3 separate regions of the Mus musculus genome follow, and regions 1 and 3 are each linked to region 2. The links are chromatin loops, found by intact Hi-C in ENCODE. Cell type or tissue: heart. All regions are shown on one strand.

What was found. A loop is a pair of places that touch in the nucleus more often than their neighbours do. Peaks named below come from ENCODE experiments on the same cell type or tissue, not always from the same donor. Only the 100,000 strongest peaks of a DNase experiment are listed, where the experiment ranks them.
Region 1: a loop joins it to region 2, with 4 times the contacts of the local background. A loop is called at or near these places in 9 of 42 quality-filtered maps.
Region 3: it touches region 2 in a loop (11-fold over the local background); 5 of 42 quality-filtered maps call a loop at or near these places.

Annotation. Positions count from the first base shown.
Region 1 is chr1:9,794,768-9,802,767 of GRCm38, reverse strand. It overlaps Sgk3 (serum/glucocorticoid regulated kinase 3), which reads right to left and starts at 4,638. Exons shown (of 18, transcript NM_133220.2): 1 at 4,522-4,638. It also overlaps the pseudogene Gm6195. In heart, a CTCF peak has its summit at 4,346; a DNase peak (open chromatin) is centred at 4,607; H3K4me3 peaks cover 2,195 bases; H3K27ac peaks cover 1,668 bases; H3K27me3 peaks cover 283 bases.
Region 2 is chr1:9,939,953-9,947,952 of GRCm38, reverse strand. It overlaps Mcmdc2 (minichromosome maintenance domain containing 2), which reads right to left. Exons shown (of 15, transcript NM_177722.3): 15 at 6,999-7,575. The coding sequence ends at 7,409. Snhg6 (small nucleolar RNA host gene 6) reads left to right here and starts at 3,835. Exons shown (of 4, transcript NR_024067.2): 1 at 3,835-3,933; 2 at 5,236-5,343; 3 at 5,562-5,630; 4 at 5,798-5,928. It overlaps Snord87 (small nucleolar RNA, C/D box 87), which reads left to right and starts at 5,410; the gene lies at 5,410-5,483. In heart, no CTCF peak of the experiment used is centred here; a DNase peak (open chromatin) is centred at 3,802; H3K4me3 peaks cover 2,501 bases; H3K27ac peaks cover 2,164 bases.
Region 3 is chr1:9,843,565-9,851,564 of GRCm38, reverse strand. All of the region lies in intron 2 of Sgk3 (serum/glucocorticoid regulated kinase 3), which reads right to left. Among named protein-coding and RNA genes, the nearest start is that of Sgk3, 49 kb to the right of the region's middle. In heart, a CTCF peak has its summit at 3,261; a DNase peak (open chromatin) is centred at 3,234; H3K4me3 peaks cover 1,373 bases; H3K27ac peaks cover 918 bases; H3K27me3 peaks cover 422 bases.

The DNA of each region.
Region 1 (8,000 bases), 150 kb after region 2:
CTCAGTATGGCAGACATTCTCAAATAGTACAGTCTTAGAAAGGAACAAAAGCCAGGCCACTATTCAATCCAGAGTCACCCTTGCTCTCATGTTTCAAGCTACTAAATCAGTTCTCTACCTTTTAAATTATCTGCAAAGCCCTCACTCAGTGGCCTAAAGAAAGAGCTACTGATTTTCTGCTTTCCCGTGGGTTGCGAGTGTTGGCGACAGAATCATGAAGGACATAATGGGGCACCCCAAAGCGCGCATCAACACCAGCATGTTACCACAGTATATCGACCAGTCCGTGTGCTTCGTGGGGAAGCTAGAAAAGATTCATCCCACTGGAAAAATGTTTATTCTTTCAGATGGAGAAGGAAAAAATGGAACCATTGAATTGATGGAGCCACTTGACGAGGAAATCTCTGGGATTGTAGAAGTAGTTGGAAAAGTCACAGCCAAGGCGACCGTGCTCTGTGCGCATCTTATACCCTGTTTAAGTAATCGCTTTGATCTTGAACTTTACAATGAAGCTGTGAAAATTACCAATGAGTTTCCTCAGTTTTTCCCTTTAGGGCTTCCACAACATGAATGAGCTTCTTCAATTTCTTAAGATTGCCAGTAAGCTACATTGAAGGCTATTAAAGAAGACTCCTGCAGTTTAATGGAGCGACTCCTATAATTTCTAATATTCAATTTGTTCTTTTATATATATATATATATATATATATATATATATATATATATATATATACATATATACATATGTACATATATATTGTAAATCTATTATGACAGTTTACAACTAAGCCTTTTTATAAACGTTTTAAAAAGTGATACTTCAATATATGGTCTGAATAATAAAAATCAAAATATAAAAAAAGAAAAAGAAAGAAAGAACAAACTGCTGGTAAGGACACATCAGCCCATGTGAGCTTACAGGAACTCTCTGCACATGGAAACTTACCACACGGGTAGATATTTCTAGCCCTTCCCAGGTGTCAGTCCCCTTAGGTTTTTCCTATGTCTGTCTCCATGGTAGAAACCGAGTCTCCCTACAAAGGAATCTCTCAGAGTCTGACTAACATCTCTTATTTCACCCATACACCTTAGAAAAGATCAGTCCCTAGCCAAGAGACAACTGCCTCACCCATAACCTTACACGAGCAAACATCATTGGGTTTATTCTGTTTGGTTTTGAGACATGACCTTGCTATGTAATCCAGGCTCCATCAACCTAGGGATGCAAACGACTGAGTCTCCTACCCTAGTTTATAGGAATGGGACGCCATGCCCGGGTAGACTTCTATTGTTCTGTTTGATTAATGACAATGGAGATCATGCCCGGGGCATCCAGAACAGTGGGGAAACACTCTACCAGTGGAGCTACATACAGTTTGGTTTTAAGTAGAACAGTGGATACCCAGAGATAGACATAGACACACTTACAAGACCCTTGTAAGGGATGAGTCTGAAAAACTAGAAGAAAGCAAGGCTTGCTGCACACTGCCCTAATTCTCTCTGAAGCCCTTGGCCTTGGTCTCATGCAGCCTGACACTCTGGGCTGGCCCACATCTTCTTGGCAACAGTAATTAACTCAGCGATCCTGTTAAATTAAATATTGATGTGAACTAAAAGACCGGGCATCTCAGCCCCTCTTAGATTTATCACTTTTCTCCATGAAATGAGGGGCGGGGTGGGGGGGTGAATCAAGATCAAAGCTTCCTTCAACAGGAATGGAGCAGGTAAAGAAAAACAGAGACACATCTTCACTTAAAAGAGTGTGGGAGCCATTTCTATCAGGAATAACACGTTACATAATTTGACTCTCATGAATCAGCAGTTTAGTCCATAATTTACATTAAGTTTTAAAAGAAAGAACACGTGAAGATTGAAAGGGTAATGGTAGTTTCTACAAGGCAGGTTTGAAAAGCACTTATTCCACCTCCACGCAGAGGGCTGACAGGCAGCTGACTCAGATGGGCTTCATTACGATGTTCTAGCTACCTAAAGTCCCTGGGGGAACTGCCATGCTGTCTTTCACCCAGTGGCCCTTCTCAAGTCCTCTCCCAGGTAGTGGCCATACTGTCCTCCCTATTTAAAGGTAATATATCTGGGGCCACATAGTTTAGGATGCAGAGGCCCACACTTAAAGGATATAAATAAATGAAGATACTTTTTTTTGCTTTTTTAGAAGTATAAACTTAAGTAATTAGCTTCAGAAAACACACCGCCATGTCAGACACTTCAGAAGAACACTGAGAAATCCCTTTGATCATTGTATTTGAACTCCCTCATAAACCCAAGTGCTTAGAGACATATGTAAGAAAGCTTTCAGCACAAGAACAAACAGCATTTGTCCCACTTAACACCCCTTAAAACCAGACCAAAAATAAAATAAAATAAAAAATAGGCAGGGTGTTTGACAAGAAAAAAAGAAAGAAAAAACAACCACTAAGTTATTTTTCAAAAACTAGAGATGATAAATCCTTAGTCCATAGGGTATCTTTGTCCTTTTTATAAGGAGAATACTGCATCAGGTACTGTTTGAAATAAGAGAAGCACTGGGTTAGGCCTCTCTTCAGCACAAATCAATTACGATGGTATTTTGGGATGTATGTTTTGAAAGAGCAAGCTTTCTGAAGCCATTCATTCCACAAATATTTATTACAGGCCTGCACGTGCCAGGCTCCGCCCATTTATGCGCCTTCTCCACCTGGGCTCACCCTCCATTAGCTTGGCAAACAGGCAAACAGCAAAGCCAACAGTTTGATACCGTGGTGTCTTTACTTGTACAAAAGGGAGAGCGTTTTGAGATGTACTGACCTCACACGGTCTCTCTGAAGACAATTATTAGATGTTAGGTTGAATTTAATTCACGAGTAGCACTCATGTCTGCGGTATCTACAGAAGCTGTACTGGGGCGGGAGAGCCCCTTTGCTTCGTACAGTCCTATTAATCAGGCTTACCAACTCATTTAGTTACCTCCCAGGAAATGGAAATTTATGAGAAGGAAAAGAACCAACAGAGGCAGTGAGTATGATAAAAAAAAATCTTGATATTACATTTATAATCACCACAGTTGTTATTATTTATTGACCATTCTCAGTCTTTACCATCTAGGCACCAGGCCCAAAACACTCATTTAAAAAGATCATTTTATTTTGGGGGAAAATCCTCTCTCTATATATAAGCCGCAAGACACAAAATGGACACCTTACAGGATTCATCAACCAATTCAGTGCCAGCAACAACCAACCGCAAAAAAAAAAATTACCAAACTGTTAATGGTAATGTCTACAAACAAAAAGGGTTCTGTTTCACAGTTCAAGTTTAATCTGATGCTCCCATCTGAGCCACGTCATATAAATTGTCAAACATATTGAAAACAAAGCTCCCTATAAAAACAAAACTAGGTTCAGTCCAGTGGCAGTGTAAAGAAAGGGAACTTCTGATGTCTGAGTTGTCAGACTTGGAATCAGAGAGTCCACCTTTCTGAAGTTACATGGGATCTGGCCTGAGACCTGCCAGCAACAGGTCCCATCTCTCCACGCCTGAATCCTACGGGGAATGAAGGGTAAGAACTTGCCTTAAGGGAGTGGTAGCCTAAGGGGGCAGAAGGCACACCCATTCCTAAAATATGTCTGAAACTTCCTCTAATGTTTCCAGCTCTTTCTATAACATTGGGGAACTAGAGTATGCATGGCCTCTTCGTGGCTACAACCACAAATAACTTATCATTTTGAGTTAAGAATTTGAGGTAATATTTATAAAGCACTTAGGAAACAGAGCAGTTCATAGTATGAGCTGTGTTTGCTAAATAAAGCAGGCACTTTCCAGGCCTGTTAGGTAAACAATCTAGTGAGAAGGGCAAGACTCTACCCAAGAGGCGTTTTTGGGGTTTTGTTGTTTTGTTTTCCTCTCTCTTTCTCTCTCTCTCTCTCTCTCTCTCTCCCCCTCTCTCTCTCTCTCTTTCTTCTTCTGTGTTTATTCTCGAATCCTAAGTGCATCCAGCATAGTCTCTGCCTGCAGAACTGCAGTTCAACCAGGCATTCGGTGCAACATTAAGTCAAAGACCTTTGTTTCAAGAGGCGAATCCCTTCTCTTTTCTACCGGTCCAAAGAACCATCCCTAAGCGCGCCCTAGAACCGAAAACCTCAGCGCGCTTTAAGGCGGCATTCGTCGGTGCTTGAACCGTGAGAATCGACCGAGCGAAAACAGACCGAAGGGTTCGAGTCTGAGAACTTGAAAAAGAGTGGCGACGCGATCTAGCCCTGCCGACCACTTCACACCGTCGCCCCGGCGGGTCCGCGCAGAACCCCATCCCGCGTCAGGTGGGCTCCCGGGTCCTCGCCACCCGCTGCCCCGCTCGGGGGGCCGGGCGAGCCGCCCGCGCTCCCCCGCGCGAGGGAGCCCCACGCCACGGCGCTGAGCTCTCCCGGAGCACACAAAGACCGCGCCGGGCCGCGGCGGGACCCCGGCGCCCGAGAGAGCCCGGCCGGGACCCCGGCACGCAGACCGGCGCACCCGCCCCGCACCTACCCGGCTGTGCGGCGTCCGGGCGCCCGGGCGCGGAGCCCAGAGCGCTGGCAGTTTCTTCTTCCCGGCGGCGCGGCCGGGCGCCGGCGTTTCCTCCCTGACGCGTCACGGCGGCTCCTCCCGCGAAGCGCCGGGCGGCGGGCGGGCGGGCGGGCGGCGCGAGGGGACGGCGGGGTCGGCCGGGACCCGCGCGGATGGCGGGACCGCTCGGCTACCCGCGCTCGCCCGTCACGCGGGGTGCAAAGTTCAGGAGGAGACGCCGCCGGACTCCTGCGCTCAGCTGACGGGATGCGCGAGGTCCGCGGCGAGGGTGACCTTGGCCCACTCGGGAGCCCGGGCGGCAGAGCGGACCCGGGCGGTGGCAGAGGGCTGGGGGCTGCGGCTTCCTGCAAGCTGGACGCTGCAGAAGCCAAATAAGTATTCGGACGATCTGGAGAGCCCACTGTGCTTCCTTTAGCTTTTTCTGGGCAGTTTTCTACACTTTTTCCCACGTCAGCAGATTGATTTTTTTTTTTTTTTTTGACCAGTGTTTATGGATGAGCGAGGGCTCTCACAAATTGGCAGATAGATGCTATGTACAGATAATATGCGTTTCTCTTGATCATTTTAGATCTATGGATTATTTTTGTTTGTTATTTTTAAACTACCCAACACACTCTACTGCTGGTGCTTGTCCATTTAACTACAGAAGCTGCGTTTTTAAAAACCCGTTCTGTGAATGGGGAACTAAGAATTACACGATTCAATGGTTGTGGAGTAGAGTTAAAATTTTGAACTAGAGAGCCACACCACCACTGTAGTTTAGGTTTTATCTGATACCACGTGAAAGTAGACCCACACAACTGTTTAAAGGATTTCTGTCTGCATGGCATGCTTCATATTTTACATTAATCTACCCTTTGAATCATATGGTTCCAGAAAATTTGCCACAAATCTATGAACAAATAGAGGAACTGAGATGAATGAGTGAGTTCCGTAAATTCAAAGAACTCTTTATATTTTAGAACGATACTCAGAAGATTTAGCCTCATGAATAAATGTAAGAAAAGTTATTTGTACTATCCATGCTGCAATATGGCCTTGTCCTTAAAATAGGTTGTGAACCCAAATTCTTTTATACTGTGAAACCTATTATTCTCACAGGACTTTCTTAACAGCGATTCTCCATGGCTTTGGGAAATGGACAAGAAAATACAGTTCATAGAGCCCAACATATTGCAGCAGTCATTTATATGTTCCACTATGATCTGCTTACAAAGCAATACACACAATAAAGCACACATCTTCTCTGTGACAAAAAAACAAGTGATCAGTGTATCTGCTAATTAAAGCCATATTCATAATACTGAAGAAATGCTCTTGGACAAAAGGAAATTTTATGTCAATAAACACTAAGGGAATGACATCATTCTCGATTAAAAGATAAATACCTAACTATCACCACATTTTGACGTTAGGGAAAAAAAAAAAAACAGATGGAAACCATTTTAGTGTTTCCAGGATAAATTTGTCTTACCACTATAAAGAACGTGGGGCGGGGGAGGGGGGAAGAGAGATCGAGAGCCCACCAACATTTATGGACAAGAAATGAGGATGATCTTCATTTGATTAAGAGGAAGTTAGGTATGGGCTTGTGAGTGAGTGTGTGTGTGTGTGTGTGTGTGTGTGTGTGTGTGTGTGTACATGCACACACATGTAAGCATGCATACAGGGTGGAGATCAGAAGTAGTTTTCTTCCCCAGACGTTGTCCGGCTTATTTTCTGAGATGGAGTCTCTTGCTGATCTTAGACCTGGCTGTTGGCATCTTGGCTGTCCTGTGAGCTCCAGGGTCCTCCCCTGTCTGCCTTCCCAGCGCTGTGATTAGGCACCATCATAGCTGGCTTTGTACATGGCACCCAAACTCAGGTCCTCACATCAGTGCAGCAAGCACTCTACTGACTGAGCCATCTTCCTCACCCTTAAAATTAACTTTTCTACTTAATTCTAGGGATCAAATCCTGGATGCTGTATATACACTAGGCGTCTGCTACACCGCTGAGATGCGTCTCCAGATGCATGTAAGGGTGTGCTTTGAGTAGCATCCCTTTAATTAACTCCTATGGTGATACAGATCTTATTCCCATTGTCCAGTATGTTTAGGGTTAAACTATAAAAGTTGTTGAGTGTTTGGTTAAATACTTATGTCTTTTTAAAAGGCTTTCTGTAAAATCAAATTTTAAAATAGGTGAAGCTTTTTTGTTGAAATGTAGATGTTAATGTTTTCTTTGAAAGAATGGCTCTGTTCATGCACACAAGGCAAATATTTTGCCTATCTGTTCTATCTTTAGCGTAGAGATTATAAAAACAAACTTTGGAGTCGGGCCCAGGGTTAATGCATATCTTCCCCCTTTGGACTTTGGGCAAACCATTCCACCGCTGTTTCAGGAGTAAGAAGAGGGTGATGGTAGTGCTTTTTCAACCTCAAAACAGATATGACAGTGCATCATGGCATGCTGTAAAGATCAAACGAACTTAATTAAATGTGGGCAACCTAGGATTGATTGACCAGTGTGACTTAACAGAGCTCAGTTGAGAAGCATAGCCTGACAGAGGATTAGGTCCTAAAGGATAAACCCCCGCCGGGGCGTGGTGGCGCACGCCTTTAATCCCAGCACTCCGGAGGCAGAGGCAGGCGGATTTCTGAGTTCGAGGCCAGCCTGGTCTACAAAGTGAGTTCCAGGACAGCCAGGGCTACCTGTCTGGAAAAAACAAAAACGAAAAAAAAAAAAAAAAGGATAAACCCTCAGGAGTGGATGGACGGCTGAGTGATGTCATTATTGAGGATGCGCTACTGAGAGAGTGCGTCGTTATGCACGAGTCTGAGCCTCTTCTTACTTGCATCTTGGGATAAAACAACATGGGGTTCTTCACCTCGTGATGGCACTTTTGGGTGAGCCAGCTATAGAATCCTGAGCCTGATGGATGTCTGCTCAGGACACACACCCGTTCCGTGTTTTGGAGGCTTGTTTTGTTTGGGGCAAGGTCTCACTATGTAGCGTCAGCTGGACCGGAACTTGCTTGGGTGCCCAGGCTAGCCTCCAGCTGCTTCCAGAGCACTGGGATTAAAGGCATGGGCCACCACTGCCCAGTCTGGTATTCTTTTATACTAGCAGAAAATAGAAATAATATGTTCAGAATCTTGGAAAATTAAGCTGAGAATATGAATTGTTGACCTATGTATTTCTTTTAAATTCCCAACCACTTACCCAGCTAACACATTTTTAAAATAATATATTCCACTGCAATGATCACTTGGATTCTCATTATTGCTATTCAGAGTAGAAAACTTTTTCTCTAAAATGGTGCCTAATCTGAAAGCATTATTAATCTTAATGTGAAAATAATGCCCTGCATTACTTGTAGTTCTTTTCTTGTAGCCTTCCAATAGGTTAGGGGCTCCCAATAAAAGAAAAATAACTTTCTTTAGGGAGGACGATTGGTT
Region 2 (8,000 bases):
TTCAGAGCTCAGAGTAAAGACACAGAAAGCAGAAAGAGGCCAGAGTCTGACCTCAGCAGATAAAACTATTTCAATAATGAAGGTCAGACACTACAGTGGAGAGTAATGAAGACTGCAATGGCCTTGCTTTACTGGAATTGTTTGCTCAACCATGACAGATTATCCTGGGATCATTTCAGCAAACATTCCTCTCTAGGTGTGGCTGACAATAACTATTGCGAAAGTCAGCTGTAATCTCACAGGAATCTTGTTTGTAAACCTTCCCCGGGAAGCCACTGAGGTCCAGGGGTCCTCCTTTGCCCACATCCCCAGTGCACGGGGATTTTATGGTGTCCAAATTTCCTTCTCTGTTGCTGTGTATAAAACAATGACCAAAACCAATTTAGGGTGAAAAGGGTTTACTTTGCTTTACAACTCTACATCATAGTTCATCATTGAAGGAACTCAAGGCAGGAATTCAAGGATGGAGCCGAAGCAGAAGCCATAAATTAATGCCACTTACTGGCTTGCTCTGCACAGCTTGCCCAGCTTGCTTTCTTATACAACCCAGGGCCACATGCCCAGAGTGGGTACCACCCATAGCAGGCTGAGCCCTCCCACGGCAATCATGAATCAGGAAAATTCTCCATAGACATACCTACAGCCAATTCCATAGAGGTGATTCCTCAGTTGATGTTCCCTCAACTTTGAGGGAAGCTCTAGTTTGTGTCAAGTTGACAAAAGATAAGCAGCAAGCCCTTTACCCACAGAGCCATCTCTCCAGCTTCTTTCAGAAGAGAGAGAGAGATGGGATGATTTTTTTTTCCAACTTAAGAATTCGATTTTTATGGGCTGGCGAGATGGCTCAGTGGATAAGAGCAGTGATTGCTCTTCCTAAGGTCCTGAGTTCAAATCCCAGCAACCACATGGTGGCTCACAACCACCTGTAATGAGATCTGACACCCTCTTCTGGCGTGTTTGAAGACAGATACAGTGTACTTATGTATAATAATAAATAAGCCTTTGGGACAGAGCAAGCAGGGACTGAGTGAGCAGAGTTGACTGGAGCAAGCAGAGATCCTAAAAAATTCAATTCCCAACAACCACATGAAGGCTTACAACTGTACAGCGACAGTGTACTTATATACATAAAATAAATAAATAAATCTTAAAAAGAATTTGATTTTACTTTTTCATGTATATATTTCAGGCAAGATCATAAACATTTCTTTTTCTAGCATCTAGCCTAATGTTTTGTAGCCAGGACTCAAGAATAGAGACTGAGATAAATAACATGGATAAAATATGAAAGTCCAGGCCATTGAGATGCCTTGACCAATAAGGGTGTTTGCTGTACAAGCCTGCCAACCTGAGCTCCAGCTTAAGAACACATATAAGGTGGAAAGACCGAACAAGTCCATGGAGCTCTTCTCTGGCCGCCATGTGAGCACACACATAATGTGCCCCTGTAAACATGACTTTTATTTACCTGAAATCATTGTTATCTCTGAGGCTTTCTGCCTTTGGCTTCTAATCTAGGCCTAGTCCTGTAGCTTCTAGCCTTCGTGCAATCTAATCTAGGCTTTTAATGTTGTCAGTCTCTGAAACTTACTGCTGAATAAGTTCACCCCTTCCTATTCTTTCTGAACTTTGGCTGGCAGGCCTGCCCAGGTGCTCTGGCTCGGACTCCTCTCCAAGCTGACTGATTCAATCTGGCTTCTCAATTTCTGACTTTTTACTCCACTTGGCCTCAAACTAACTCTGGAAATCTGTTCTCATCTTCTGGCTCTTTCTCCTTCTCTGGCTTATTCTTTCTTCACCTGTTCTCTCTCTGTAACTTGTTCTCTCTTTGTAATCTGTCTCTGTATAACTGTCCTAGTAAAATGGCCTTTTCTCTGCCTGCCCCTCAAGTAGCTTTCCTTGTATCCTATTCTATTAAATCTTTCTCTGATTTATCACTTTGCCTGCCATTCAATTAGACATCACTTTTAAACATGATACTTCCTTCTACAAACTAATTTTATCTTCCTTGTTGGGATTCAAGGTGTGTACTAAGGGCGTGTCTGTATTAAGGCCAGAAGAAATAAAGGTATATGCTAAGAGCAGAGCCACACCACAATTAAAAACTTGTTCTTTTTTAAACTAAATAACATAATCTTAGAGTTCACTGTGTGAGCAAATATCCTACAATACACTACCAATTAAAAAAAATCAAAACTAGAAAATCAATGCAGTCATAACATTCACAAACAAGGTAACTTTGCTGGGTAGTTTGATGTCAGTTTGACACATGCTATAGAGGAGGGTCCCTCAATTGAGAAACTGCTAACATAAGACTAGGCTGTATGCAAACCTATAGGGCATTTTCTTAATTAGTGGTTAATGAGGAAGGCACAGGATGAGCCAAAGAATGAGAAGGAGCCAGAAGATGAGAACAGATCGCCAGAGTTAGTTTGAGGCCAAGGAGAGTAAAAAGTCAGAGGCTGAGAGAGAAGCCAGCTCTTTGTAGGTGAGGATACCCCTGGGCCAGGGATCCTGAGACGCAAGCTGAGAAGGCATGAGATAAGCCAGTAAGCTTCACCCCTCCATGACCTCTGCATTGGTTTCTGTACTGCTTGAGTTCCTATTTTGACTTCCTTCAGTGATGAATAGTGGCTTAGAATGCTAAATCAAATGAGCCCTTTCCCTCCCCAATTTGCTTTTGGTTGTGGTGTTTCATCATGACCATTAAGTTCAACAATAGTAACTCTAACACATTAGGTGACTACTTTCTTTTTTTTTTAAAGATATATTTATTTATTTTTATGTATGTGAGTACACTTTAGCTTTCTTCAGACACACCAGAAGAGGTCATTGGATCTCATTACAGATGGTTGGGAGCCACCATGTGGTTACAGGGATTTGAACTCAGGACCTCTGGAAAAGCAGTCAGTGCTCTTAACTAGCTGAGCTGTCTCTCCAGCCCGGTGACTACTTCATGACTAAGAAAAATTCTATTACTATTACAAATCAAACTCATTAACAGCTTCTCCTTTTTTTCTTTCTTTCTTTCTTTTTTTTTTTTTCTTTCTTCTTTAGGTTTTTTCGAGACAGGGTTTCTCTGTGTAGCCCTGGCTGACCTGGAACTCACTCTGTAGACCAGGCTGGCCTCGAACTCAGAAATCCGCCTGCCTGGGATTTAAGGGAATAAGTGCTGGGATTAAAGGTGTGCGCCACCACGCCCTGCACGCTCCTTTTTTTCTGACAATCAATTTTTATCTCTCTTTCTGTGAGTGTGTCCGTGTGCTTGCTGCTTCCAGAACACTAACTCTAATGGAGCTGCTGTGGGCTGGGGATGTCTTAGCAGTTAAGAACACTGACTGTTCATCCAGAGGACCCAGGGTTAGATTCCCAGCACTCATATTGTAAGTTGGGTCACATATAACCCCAGTTCCAGGGCATCTGACACTCTCTACTGAACTCTGTCAGTACCAGGTTCTCGGGCGAGGCACACATGGCTAGCGTGCAGGCCAAACACCCATACATATAAAATACATCTTAGAAAAAAAAAATTAAATAGTTTCTAATACCAACGGTTTTTAAACACTGAAGTAGGTGAGGATGTAGAAGACCCAGCAAACATAAGGACCTGGACTGGGAGACTGTCCTATTTTAAGGCATTATTCATTACTTGAAAAATCAATTAAAAAGCTCTAGCGGAAGTATTCGCACTAATTCCCACAACCTGCTCCCTCCGCCCCACTAGAAACACAGAGCCGGAAGAGGAGGGGGTGAAGGCGAGCACGCAGAAGAGGGCTGGCCGGAAGAGGCGGGGCCTACAGGAGCGCCTTAGGGTCGCGCACGCTGGGCCACTTCCTTTCTCGGCAGCGCCGTAGAGCGCGAGCAGACGGTGCAGCATGGCGCACAGCGGAGGCCGCGGGCGGCCGAACCCGGCGTGTCCTTGGGCGTTTCCAGGTGCGAATCCTGCGGTCTGCTTAACCCCGTGTGTGCGGAGAGGGCTTCCTTGTTGGCGGCGTCCGTCTCTAGCCGGGTACGGGGGCCCCATGGCTCCCGGGTTCGGTGTGGCCCTTGGCCCGCTGTGAGCGGCGGGGCGCGTTCCCAATGGTCTCCAAATCTTAACCGAGATTAGTTATAAGGCCTGCTCCTCTGGACGCTTCGAAGTGCGGGCACAAGCGGCCGCTTCTGGCGGCAGCTTTCATCTGGGCCTGCACCCTGGCGGGAGCCCCTTTGTATCCCCAAGAAAAGCCACCATGCGGTCTGTTTCAGGCTTCCTAAGTGAGTAATCCATAGGAAATTTTACAGAGGCGGAAAAGTACTGCTTCTAAGATGTTAAGACCGCCAATTTTAGGCTTTTTTTTTTTTTTGGCTTTTTTTTTTTTTAAAGATTAATAGTTTGATCTGAAGTATTGGCATCACTCTAAAAAGCTTGTATTCATGGATCAACCCTGTAAGTACGATCTAAAGTTGGAGCAAAATTTTCAAACTATTTGAAAGCCACGCAGGGTGGGGATGCTGGCAAAAGAAGGTGGTGGTAAGTTCTGAAGCGTGTGGATACAAAAGAACACTACATTTCAGGCCTGCATGTTATACTTTACTGTTGGTATCTGTAAGCCAAATTGGGTACTCTGGATTTCTGTAAACTCAGCGTTTCAAATATGAAAATGATTAAGGATTTCTCATCGGTTTGCAGGTGATAAGTCATCACCAGTAATCGGTTCAATCATTCATTCTCTGATTTGTGACTCTGGCCATGCCGTTTCCTGTTCTAATGTCCCAGTGATGGTCTGCACAATTGCATATATGCCTCAAGCTTTTCCGTGCAAGCACCAAGACTGAGAAGCCAAGGCTTGGTACTCAGTCCTTTAAGTTAGTACTGGCAGTGAAGGGCGTGAGTAAAATGTTTTTCTGTCTGTGATGGACGGATGATGGGACAGGAACTGAAGCACCACAGGAACCTGGAGTTAGCGGATGCCGAAGCCATGGAGGATGCTATTAGCTTACGCTTTGGTTCTTAGAGAACACAGGGCCTCCAGCCCAGGGGAGGTGGCTGCCCCCTTACCCCAGTCACTGATTATGAAAATGCCTTACAGGCGTGCTTGTCCACAGCCCTATCTTAAGGATGCATTTTTACAATTGTAGCTTCCTACACCAGTGATTAGCTTGTGTCAAGGTGACATAAAAGTAGCCAGTGCACACTCATGCAAGGTATTAAAACATGGAAGTAAAATGAGAGTTCACAAATATTTTAATTTTTAGGTGCAACAAAACCTGCTCATTTGAAGGTGCTTGAACAAATATTTTCTAAACACTTGTCATGGAGAGTGATTGAAACAAGCTGCCAGGACTACATTTGCCAATAACAAGGTACAAATTGTGTGTGTGGTTTTTTTTTTTCTTTGAGGTTTGATTAACAGGGCCTTAATAGCTGGCACAATGATGACTTAAGTTTTTGCCGTTTACCCAGCTGAGTGTTTCTTTGAAGAGAGAATCTTAAAAGACTGAGATGCCAGCAGTATATAGATGATGCAAATGACTAACATGTGACGCCATTGTTAAAATGGGTTACTGTTTGTTCTCCCCAGCATGTAGGTGGCTGTAGTGGATGTCCAACTTTGGGAGCTGTGATGTCTAAAAACCCTTTATTGTTTTGGGTAAGTTTGCTTAATCAGTCATGTATCTGGATTCAATACTGTTTGATAACACTGAGGGGCTGGGGCCAGTTCGTTTTGAAGATCATTAGGGTGAACACCTGGGCCTAGTTTGAGATGGAAGAAAAATGATTTGGGGTTTCTGACTTTTTTTTTTTCCTTTTGGGAAGGTGCAGCTTACATATTGGAAGGTAAAATGAAGGCCATGAACAAAGTCAAGAAGCCATAAACAGAAGCAAATGGTGAAAATTAATATCTAATTTAATATTAATAAGTTATATATAAATAAACAGTTATTCTTAATTGCTGTGGGCAGTAATTTCTTTAAAATGTCATTCTCGTAGTAAAATAAACTCGTCTTTCATGAGCTGCGGACTTTTTGTCAATGCAATCCTGATGGCTGGCTAGTAAGTAGCCAGTAATGCACAGCAGGAAAGAAAGTGATTGGCAATCTGTCTAGGATCACTTGAAACTCTCAAACTGGATTTCCTCGAGTGAAGACTTGGCTAAATCTTTAACCAATAGAATCCCTAAGTTTAGTAAGTAGCTTAAAAATTCAACATTCTGATGACTTGGGCCTTTGTAAGGGCTGGGGAAGTTTAACTGGCTTAACAAGGCACAAAGCTCTGGATTTGATTCCCAGGATAGAAATTTCGAACATTAGGCTTTCCAGGTGTGTTGGCTGTTTAGATAAGAATTGTTTTGTTTTTACCCTAGAGACCTAGACTTAACCACATCATATGAAAAGGCACAAGGCAAGTCTTGTTTGTATGTACTATATCATTAACTTGCTGTTCAGATCAAGTACCAAAATACAAGGTGCTGTGGGACCCTGTAGTACCTACCACCTCCTGGCAGGAAGACGACTTGACCCCAGGAATGTTGTCTTTAGTGTCACTTTGGTTGTATCCAGCAGAAGGCATATATAAGATTTTCACAGCTTTCCTTAACTCTCCACATTTAGCTTTATAAAGCTATATGCCCATAATGCACATGTTAAATAAAGAAAAGCCTTACATAGGCACTTTGGGTCATTAAGTTGCACTGACTTGAACTCATCACTGGTAATTAATGAGCTCAAGCTGGGTATGTTGGTAGGTAAAGTGTTGCTACCTGATGGGTGGAATGAACAAAACCTTTTTCACACTACAATGTTCTCTACTGTGTGTGTGTCCATGATATATATACTGGAGTTTTTGATGTCAAGCTCCTTGGTAACATAATTTCTGTTCTTGGTTTAGATGTTGGGTTAGTTGCAAATTTGTAATTATGAAGGGGCCACATTTCATACTCTAAATGACATTCTAACAAATAACCTTGAGATGATACATAGTCTGAACCATTACTCTGAAATCATACATTTACCAAGGCTTATGGGGCATGAAAGGTAATTTTTCCTTTTTTTTTATTAGGTACTTTCTTCATTTACATTTCCAAAGCTATCCCAAAAGTCCCCCATGCCCTCTCCCCCTTCCCCCCTCCCACTTCTTGGCCCTGGCGTTCCCCTGTACTGAGGCATATAAAGTTTACAAGACCAATGGGCCTCTCTTTCCACTGATGGCCAACTAGGCCATCTTCTGCTACATATGCAGCCAGAGACACGAGCTCCTGGGGGTACTGGTTAGTTCATATTGTTGTTCCACCTATAGGGTTGCAGACCCCTTCAGCTCCTTGGGTACTTTCTCTAGCTCCTCCATTGGGGGCCCTGTGTTCCATCCTATAGCTGACTGTGAACATCCACTTCTGTGTTTGCTAGGCCCGAAAGGTAATTCTTAAATTGCTTATTCATCACTAGAAAAGACAGTTGTCCCAGGTCCACATGTGGCAATAAACTGTTGGAGCTGCTGTTGGCACTGAGTCAGGTAGAGATCTCTTTGCTCTAAATATTCTTCATTATACAGCTCAAATGGAAATAATGCATTGGGAGCAACACAAAATGGAGTGGCCCCTAAATGAAGAACAAAATAGTGTAAATGAGACTTTAAAAATGGAGGTATGTTTCAACAAAATGAGGATTTAAAAGTTAACTACTGAATATTGAGTTTCATCATAGTTTTATTTTGAGTAGTCTTGGCTGGCTTGTGTCTACCTCTGAGCACTGATTATCACATGTAGCTGATTTAAACATTTTAAAATATAAAATGGTCTTTAGTATGTGTTCCCCAACCAGGTTCTAGAGCCCTCTCTCAGGCCCATTCCTCTATACATGTTCTGTATTACGGAATCCTCACCTCTGATCGTTCTCCCCACACTCAGGACCAGGCTGCCCTCCACTACAAGCCTGTGCCATCAGTGTTGACTGTATACTATCATTAGTTTATTGTGTATCATAAATACTTTAGTATTTACATTTGAGAAAACCATCCCTCCCTG
Region 3 (8,000 bases), 96 kb after region 2:
CTCCGTGTGCCTGGGGATATAAAACAAAAGACAGTTTAGGACTAATACTCCACACGAAAACCCAAAGCTGCAGAGGCTGCTCTATGCACTTTCTTGCGCTGACACCTTCCTGTGTGAGGCTATTACATATTTCTATAAACATCTGCCTGTCTGTTACGCATCACGTATACTGCTGTATCTACACCTAGTCCCTTAAAAACCCAGACTCAATGTTTTCTTCTCTATCTTTTTACTTCCTACTCAATTTCCCTACCATCTTTCTAAGTTCCTACTTTCAAAACAAGCTGTGACTCTTTAATGATCTGAAAGGTCCACTAGAACTTGAGTTCACATTCACTTAAAAACCAGACACATGGGCCTTGTGTTTCTCTTAAAGTAACTGGATAAATGTAAAGACTTGACTATGGGACTTCTGTATGTGTAGTTCATGTCCTTCTGTTTAGATACAGTAACAGATGACTTGAATCACAAAGCAAGGGGGACTGACTAATATCTGAGAGAGGTAGTACCAGAACTCTGAGAAAAGGCAAGCCAACTCCAACTAAACTCATCCATCATCTGGGGTGCAGCGGCACGGAAGGGCTGGGGTGGCGGTGCGTGATAAGCACTCTTATTCTGTAGCAGAGATTTTCAGCACAAGTGCAATAGCTAGTAGGTCAGTTTGTCAAAAATGCCTGCTGACAGTGGAGAAAGCAGCCAAGTCATTAGTAAGAACAGGACTGTCACAAAGCAACGGATACAATCTAAGGGTTTTACACAGCCACTGGAAGCCTACTTTATTTTATATTTGAAAGCCTACGTTGGGATCACTGCTTTTATCTGTGGGAGACACAGGCTGCAAAGGGGTTTGAGATCACCACACAGGAAGATGAATGTTCGCTTCTCTGAAGACATGAAAGCCTTCGGTGTGGAACTCAAGGGCTGTAGGTGCATTGGAATAAACAAAAGAAGAGGGCTTAACAAGGATGGAGTGGCTTGTTTGGGGGGAAAAACTTAGCTATTTGTCTATTGAGTGGAAAGTATGGGGGAATTAAACTCTATCTCAAGGTTTTATTCCTGGGCAACAAGGAGAAAGAGCTGAAAGTAGAGGGAACCGGCAAGTAAGCAAAATGCTGGTAAATTAGGTTAATTATTAGTTGTACTGCAAATATCTGTGCAAAGCTACACAGCCAACATCTTCTTGGGCCAAGCCCTGTTTCTAGGCACTAGGGATTCCACAGGGAACACAGGAGGAAGCACCCTTAGCCACATGGAACCTCTAGCGGCAGAAAGCAGATGAGTAATTACACCAACTAAGTATATATTATAGGAAGTATGGGGTTGTATGCAAGTTTAAATAATAAGGAAACATCTGAACAAATATCCAGAGGTGAGGGCATGAGCAATGCACAGCGCCAGGAAGTCAGCAACTTACACACCAGTATCTCAAAATAATTGTACTCTGAAAGGCTTTTGAAGTTACCAGATGCATTGCCACATAACCTATCCATTCACATTTCAGCGTTCCCGGTATCCCTGCCTGACTGTATCCTACCCAATCAAGAAAACTTCTCTAGGAACTCAGTGATAAGAAGCTGTACACGGTCGATTTATTTATGTTGTTCATACCTTCTGCACACAGAGAAAAGAGCTGCATTTGAAAAACAAAAGCAAAGCACTGCTGGAACATGTTTGCACAAAGCTTAAAGACACTCATCTTGTTCTCAAAGCAATAATTGATGCAGCAGCTTCCAGACTGTGATTTAAATCAAAGGTGCTGAAGAATGATTATGAATCATGCAATTAAACTACGAAGCAGGATGCTGCTGAGTGAAGAAACTCTCAGCACCATAAAACAACTGTCAAAAATAAAAACAGTAACTCCCATAGTCCTCTGCTTTTAAATTTTGTTGATCAGCAGAGCTGAGTTCTAAGCTCTGCCATGTTTTGGTTCTGGGTCTTTAGATCCTCATCTGTAAAGACCAACAGGACTGGCTTTTCAGATTTATTTTATTTCTTTATTTATTTATCTGCCAATTTTTGAGTCAAGGTCTAGCATTCTAGTAACTATGAAGCCCAGTCTGGCCTTGGACTTTCAGCAATCCTCCTGCCTCTGGCTCCTGCCTGCAGAAGTTAATAGCATGCATGGGCTTATGACCACATCCAGATTCCATGTCTCCTTCGAACCTATTTCTATGTGGCAAGCTACTGCTCAGATGACATCTGCTTACCTATTTTGAAAGGTGGTTGATGCACTTTTGCAAAAGTATAGTACAAAATAAGCACTCACCCCAAACAGCACAAGTTTTCCAAAAAAGAATTGCTTTTAAAGAAATCTACCCCAACTCTCAAAACAAGGTTACACGCACCCTAAAAAATATTTTCTTTTATTTTTCCTTTAGTCTTCAAAACTAAAATTTATTTGTTCGCGGGTGTAATTCATGGGCAGAGCATGTGCTGGGGGTGGATAGGTGTTTCCAGCCCAAGCACCAACAGAAGAAAAAGCGAGATGCTTGTAACGTTTAGGGAAGAACTGGAATAAAGTGGAATAAAGTGATGATCAGCTCAGAGCACCCTTAGTACTAGAGAAAAGAACCTTTAGGACTCAGTTCACAAACTGTCTCAAAGGAATCTCTCAAGCATTTCTGACAACAGCTCTAGGAGATTCCCAGAAATGACAACCTTAGAGATTCATGCTCATCAGAAAACAGAGAAAATATCCAACGTTCGTTGCCAAGCACTAGGATTAACCCAATCTTTACAACAATCCCGGCACCACCGTTTTACATGCGTGAAATCCATGGCGCAAACAAGCTGAGCCAACTGCTCAAGTTTTTCGGTTAATAAGTACACAAGAGCTCAAGCATTCCAACTTACAAGCCGCTCGCTAATCTCCAAGTCATGCTCCCTCCTGGAACCCTGGCGCCCTAACAGTCCGTATTAGTCGCACCTTTCCGTTCCGGCAGGCAACCGAAGTCTACGTCCAGAACCAAGCACCATCCATGTATTTTAAGGAACATTAAATACTGCACACTACCTGAGGTTTCCAAGGGTGCGCGTGCGGAACCACTCAAGCCCCCTCCCTCCGGAGCTAGTGCGGTGGGCAGAGCCGCAGCTCCAGCGGGACCGGTGAGTGGTCTGCGTCCAGACCCGCGAGAACCCACCCGGTTCCCACCGCGCTTCGAGGCGTGCGCGCTTACCTTCCGGAACCCTGCCCTTGCGCGTGGCAAGCTGGAAGCGCCACTCTCCGGCGCCACCCGATCTCAGCGGGCTTCTCCACCCACCTGCCCCTAGGGCGCCTGCCTGAGGGCGCCCCGCCCGCATCGGCGTCCCGCCCACATCCGTGGCCGCCTCCCCACCCCCCACCCCCACCCTCCCCGCGCCAGTCACCTGGCGCCTGACAAAGGTTTCCGCAGACCGCATCCAGGGAGGTCCTATGTAAATAAAGCCTGAGTGGGGGTTGAACCTGGGAAGGGGGGGGGGGGAGGACACAGGGAGAGGGGAAAAGAAGAAAGTGAAGAAAAAGGCTTGGGATGGCAAACACCAGCACTCTCTCCCAGATCCAGCTAAGGAGAGCTTTGACAAGGCACATTCCGCTACTTCAGCAGGGTAGGAGTCATACACGAATTCAGTGTTCCACGTGCAAAGAGTCTCTGGGAATACTATTCAGAGAGGCAAAGAACATAATTCCGGTACTAACCTCCATCTCAGGCACTCCCCATCCCTTTTTAAAATGGTAAGAAGGGCACATGGTGCCCTTACTCTCCAATCAGCACTTGAGAGACCAAGGCAGGCCTGGCTACACTGTAAAGCCAAACTGGATGACATGTGACTCTGCCAATAGACAGACAGATTCATAGATAGATGTTGGTGGATAGATAAAGTGGGCACTAGAGGGGCAGACAATGGGATCAGATCCACGTCATCCTCTGCAATATTGCCAGTTCAATATTGTCACACTGGGCTACTTGAGACTCTGGAGAGCAAGGGTAAGGTTAGGGAGAGAAAGTAAAGGCGGGAGTGATGAAGGGAGGGCAGGATGGAATTATGGGCACTGACCACAGGTAAGAATTCTCACCCCCAGCTTAAATTATAACCATTCCCCCACTGTTAGCCGCATTTTAGGAGAGCAGAGCTGTCAAACCCAGGCAGTGTTTGGCAGAGTTAAATAAAACCTATCAGAGACCTTTCTTGGACAAAGGTCCTGTACCAGGCAACAGCAGTCTGGACTAAAAACCAGACTGTACTCACTGAAGTCCCATGGGGTAAAATTATATCACTTTTTTGGACGGGAGAATGAAAAATACAGAAATATCATGAATAGCCCAATAATTCATTTAAATCTTTAGCTGTTATTTTTAAAAACAACCTTAAGTAATCTGTCGTTAACCAAGTGGTTACTTTCCTATTGTCTGGTTTCCCTCTCCCCACCACAGGAGGAAAGCAAACCCACAAATAAGGAACCCCCCTTCTCTGTGACTCCCTTTCTTCCATTCTGTCTGTCCATAAAGCCAGTGTCTTCTTGTTGTTGTTGTTGTTGTTGTTGTTGTTGTTTTGTTTTGTTTTTTTGAGACAGGGTTTCTCTGTGTAGCCCTGGCTGTCCTGGAACTCACTCTGTAGACCAGGCTGGCCTCGAACTCAGAAATCCTCCTGCCTGTGCCTCCCAAGTGCTGGAATTAAAGGCATGAGCTACCATGCCCGGCCAAGCCAGTGTCTTTATGGAGAAAGAACAGCCCAGTAAGATCTGTAAGTCCTTTTCACTCCTGGGGACACTTTTCACTCCTGGGGACAGAACCTAGACCCTCATACAAGCAAGATGAGCTTTCTATCATCAAATGAGAGCCAGGTGCTCCCTCCCAAATGTAATTTTCTTTTTATGGCCGCAGGAATGTCCACAGTGTTGCTTCATGGTTTGTGATTAGGTGTGTGGATAAAAGGAAGCAAGAGTACTTGAGGGTTTTTTTGGTTTCTTTTAACTATGAAAACATCTATCTGCATTTGATGGACAGCAAGTGAATAAAGGCAGGGAAACACAAGGCTCACTTTACCAAAGAGAGAGAGAGAGAGAAAGACAGAGACAGAGAGAGAGACAGAGACAGAGGGAAAACAGGTGCACAATGACCTCTACTGCAAGAACTTGAGAAATGAATGCCCAGAGGTTAGTCTGCTCGCCCTGTCCCACAGGGAAGTCACAAAATATAACATCCTCAATTTGCATATGAGTCAAATGAAGGTGGCCTCCTAATCTCTAAATGCCCTTCCAGAGTTTGTCTACTCTGGAAAACTAGAAGGGCTGGCCCATCAGTGTTCATAAAATAAGTGAGGCTTAAAATCAGAACGGGACCAAGCAGCTTCTGGGGATCAAACTCAGGTCATTGGCTTGACAGCAAGTGCCTTAATCTAAGCCATTTTCCAGCCTATAATTTTATGCTTAAAGGTTTTACAGGAGCTGGAGATATGGCTCAGTAGTTAAAGAGCACTCGCTGCTCTTCCAGAGGATCTGAGTTCAGTTCCAGCACCCTCAGTTGCTGGCTCACAACCCCCAGGACCTCTAGTCCTAGGAGATCTCACGCCATCTTCTGGCCTCCTAGGGAACCTGCTCACACATGACAAACAAGTACAAAAGGTACAAAACTGGAAGGAATATATAAATTTACTATTTCAATATCTGGAAAATACACTGTGAACTAAAAGAAGAAAGGATTAAGGATGATTTCATTTCAAAAATCTTAAAGATGGGGCTGGTGAGATGGCTCAGTGGGTAAGAGCATCCGACTGCTCTTCCGAAGGTCCGGAGTTCAAATCCCAGCAACCACATGGTGGCTCACAACCATCTGTAACGAGATCTGACTCCTTCTTCTGGAGTGTCTGAAGACAGCTACAGCGTACTTACATATAATAAATAAATCTTTAAAAAAAAAATCTTAAAGATGGACTTTGTTTACTGTTATAGAGGTGTTGGGACCTGGGAGAATGGTGAGGGTGAGTGAGATGCAGTAGTCATCTTTATTCAGAGCATCCAACAGTTTATATTCTGAGGGTTAAGAGGAGTCATGTAGAGGGGCGTGGTGGCGCACACCATTAATCCCAGCACTCGGGAGGCAGAGGCAGGCAGATTTCTGAGTTCGAGGCCAGCCTGGTCTACAGAGTGGTGAGTTCCAGGACAGCCAGGGCTATATAGAGAAACAAACAAACAAACAAAAAGAGGAGTCATGTGAGTAAAGTGGGCAACTTCAAGGACACGTCGTATGTGGCAAAAGCAGTAACCGTGGTTCTCAACCTATGGACTGTGACCCCTTTAGGGTCCAACAACCTTTTCTCAGAGTCACCTTAGACCATTAGAAGTCACAGGTATTTATTTACCTTACCATTCACAAAAGTAGCAAAATTACAGTCATGAAGTAGTAATGAAAATAGTTTTTGATTGGGGCTTACTAACAACATGAAGAACTGTATTAAAGGGTCGCTGTATAGGATGGTTGAGAGACCCTGCTATAGTCAGTTGTGATGTATGATGTGGAGTAAACTCTCCTATCAGCCACACCTTGGAGAGGCACGACAGTGTATTCTAAGCATAGTTCTGTGAAGTTTCAGAAGAAACTGAGGTCATGAGACTCGTGGCTTGTTTTCTTGGAGTTTTCTCATAAGCACTCAGAATTTTCCTCACAGGAATCCATTCTTGGAACATGTTTTGACATACTTAGCAAAGGGATTATTTTAAGTGGCTTAAAAATAGGCTGTGTATGGTAATCAATGCCAGTAATCTCTGCAACTCAGGAGGCAGAGGCAGGAGGATTGTCATGAGGTGAAGAGCAGACTGATCTACATAATGAGCTGCAGCCAGGGCAAGAGAGTAAGACTGTCAAAAATAAAAGAAAAGAATGTGCATTTATTAAGTTCTATTTAAGTAATCACAACATTAGCGAAGTGTTAGCACACTGAAAACTGTTTGTCCTACAGGATAAGAAAACATAAAAGTACCTTGATGTTTTGCAACCAGGCATTTTAGCTAAGGAACCTGGAATGGGTCTCAAAGCTCTTGGCAATGAAAAAAGTAAGGTTGGTAGTTAAGAATGGCTCCAAGGCTACATAAGAAGAGCCTGTCTCTGACAAACAAATTAGTATATGCAGAAGTTTATAAAGATGCTAAGAAATTCAGAAAATAACTAAGAAATTAATTTTGGATGGTACTACAGAACTAAATATCTTGAAAATTGGTTATGAAGAGTAGAATCCAGACTCTACTCTGCCTTCACCCCACAGTAGCCACATGAAGGAAGTGTCAACAACAGAAAATCTGTCTTCCTAAAGGAAATGAAGCTAGTGGATAAAGGAGAGAGAGAGGCAGGCTGGGTAGAAGTCAATGGTTAGCTCCCCTCTCTTAGCAAACCTGAGGCCCTGAGCCCAACCACAGGCACCCAAAAAGGAAACAAAACAAAACAAACCCAAACCCCAAACAAAAAAACACCCAACAAAACACACAAACAAACGAAAACCTTTTCTAATAAATTAATTTGTGAACTACTGTTACAGAAATCACCAATGACTGCTAACTGAAAACATCTTTGCTTCCTAATCAGATAAAACATTAGTTATAGATACTCTTTCAAAAAATTTAAATCTAAATCTCATTGAATCTCTAGATTTATCTTCCATTTTATAGCGTCACAAGTGAAAGCTAAAAGACATAGGGACATGAGCAGAACAAGTTGGTGGGAAATCCTCCAGGTGACACGACCTTGTATCTTCACTATGAAATGGTAAGGTATGAGGAAAGGCAGTGAACTGGATAAAAGACTTTAAAAGGCCACTGATTGTATTATTAGAAAGAGCTACTGCTTGTATTACCTGGTTTTACTTGGACATTGATCAGACTTTAAAAAACGGGAAAAAATATGAGGCAGTTGGAGAAACTTGAACATGACTGGATATCTATCAGTAGCATAAGGAAGAAGTGATTTTTCTGAACATGTCACTATGTCTTTAAGAGTCTAGAATGTAGAAATGATGTATAAGTGTGG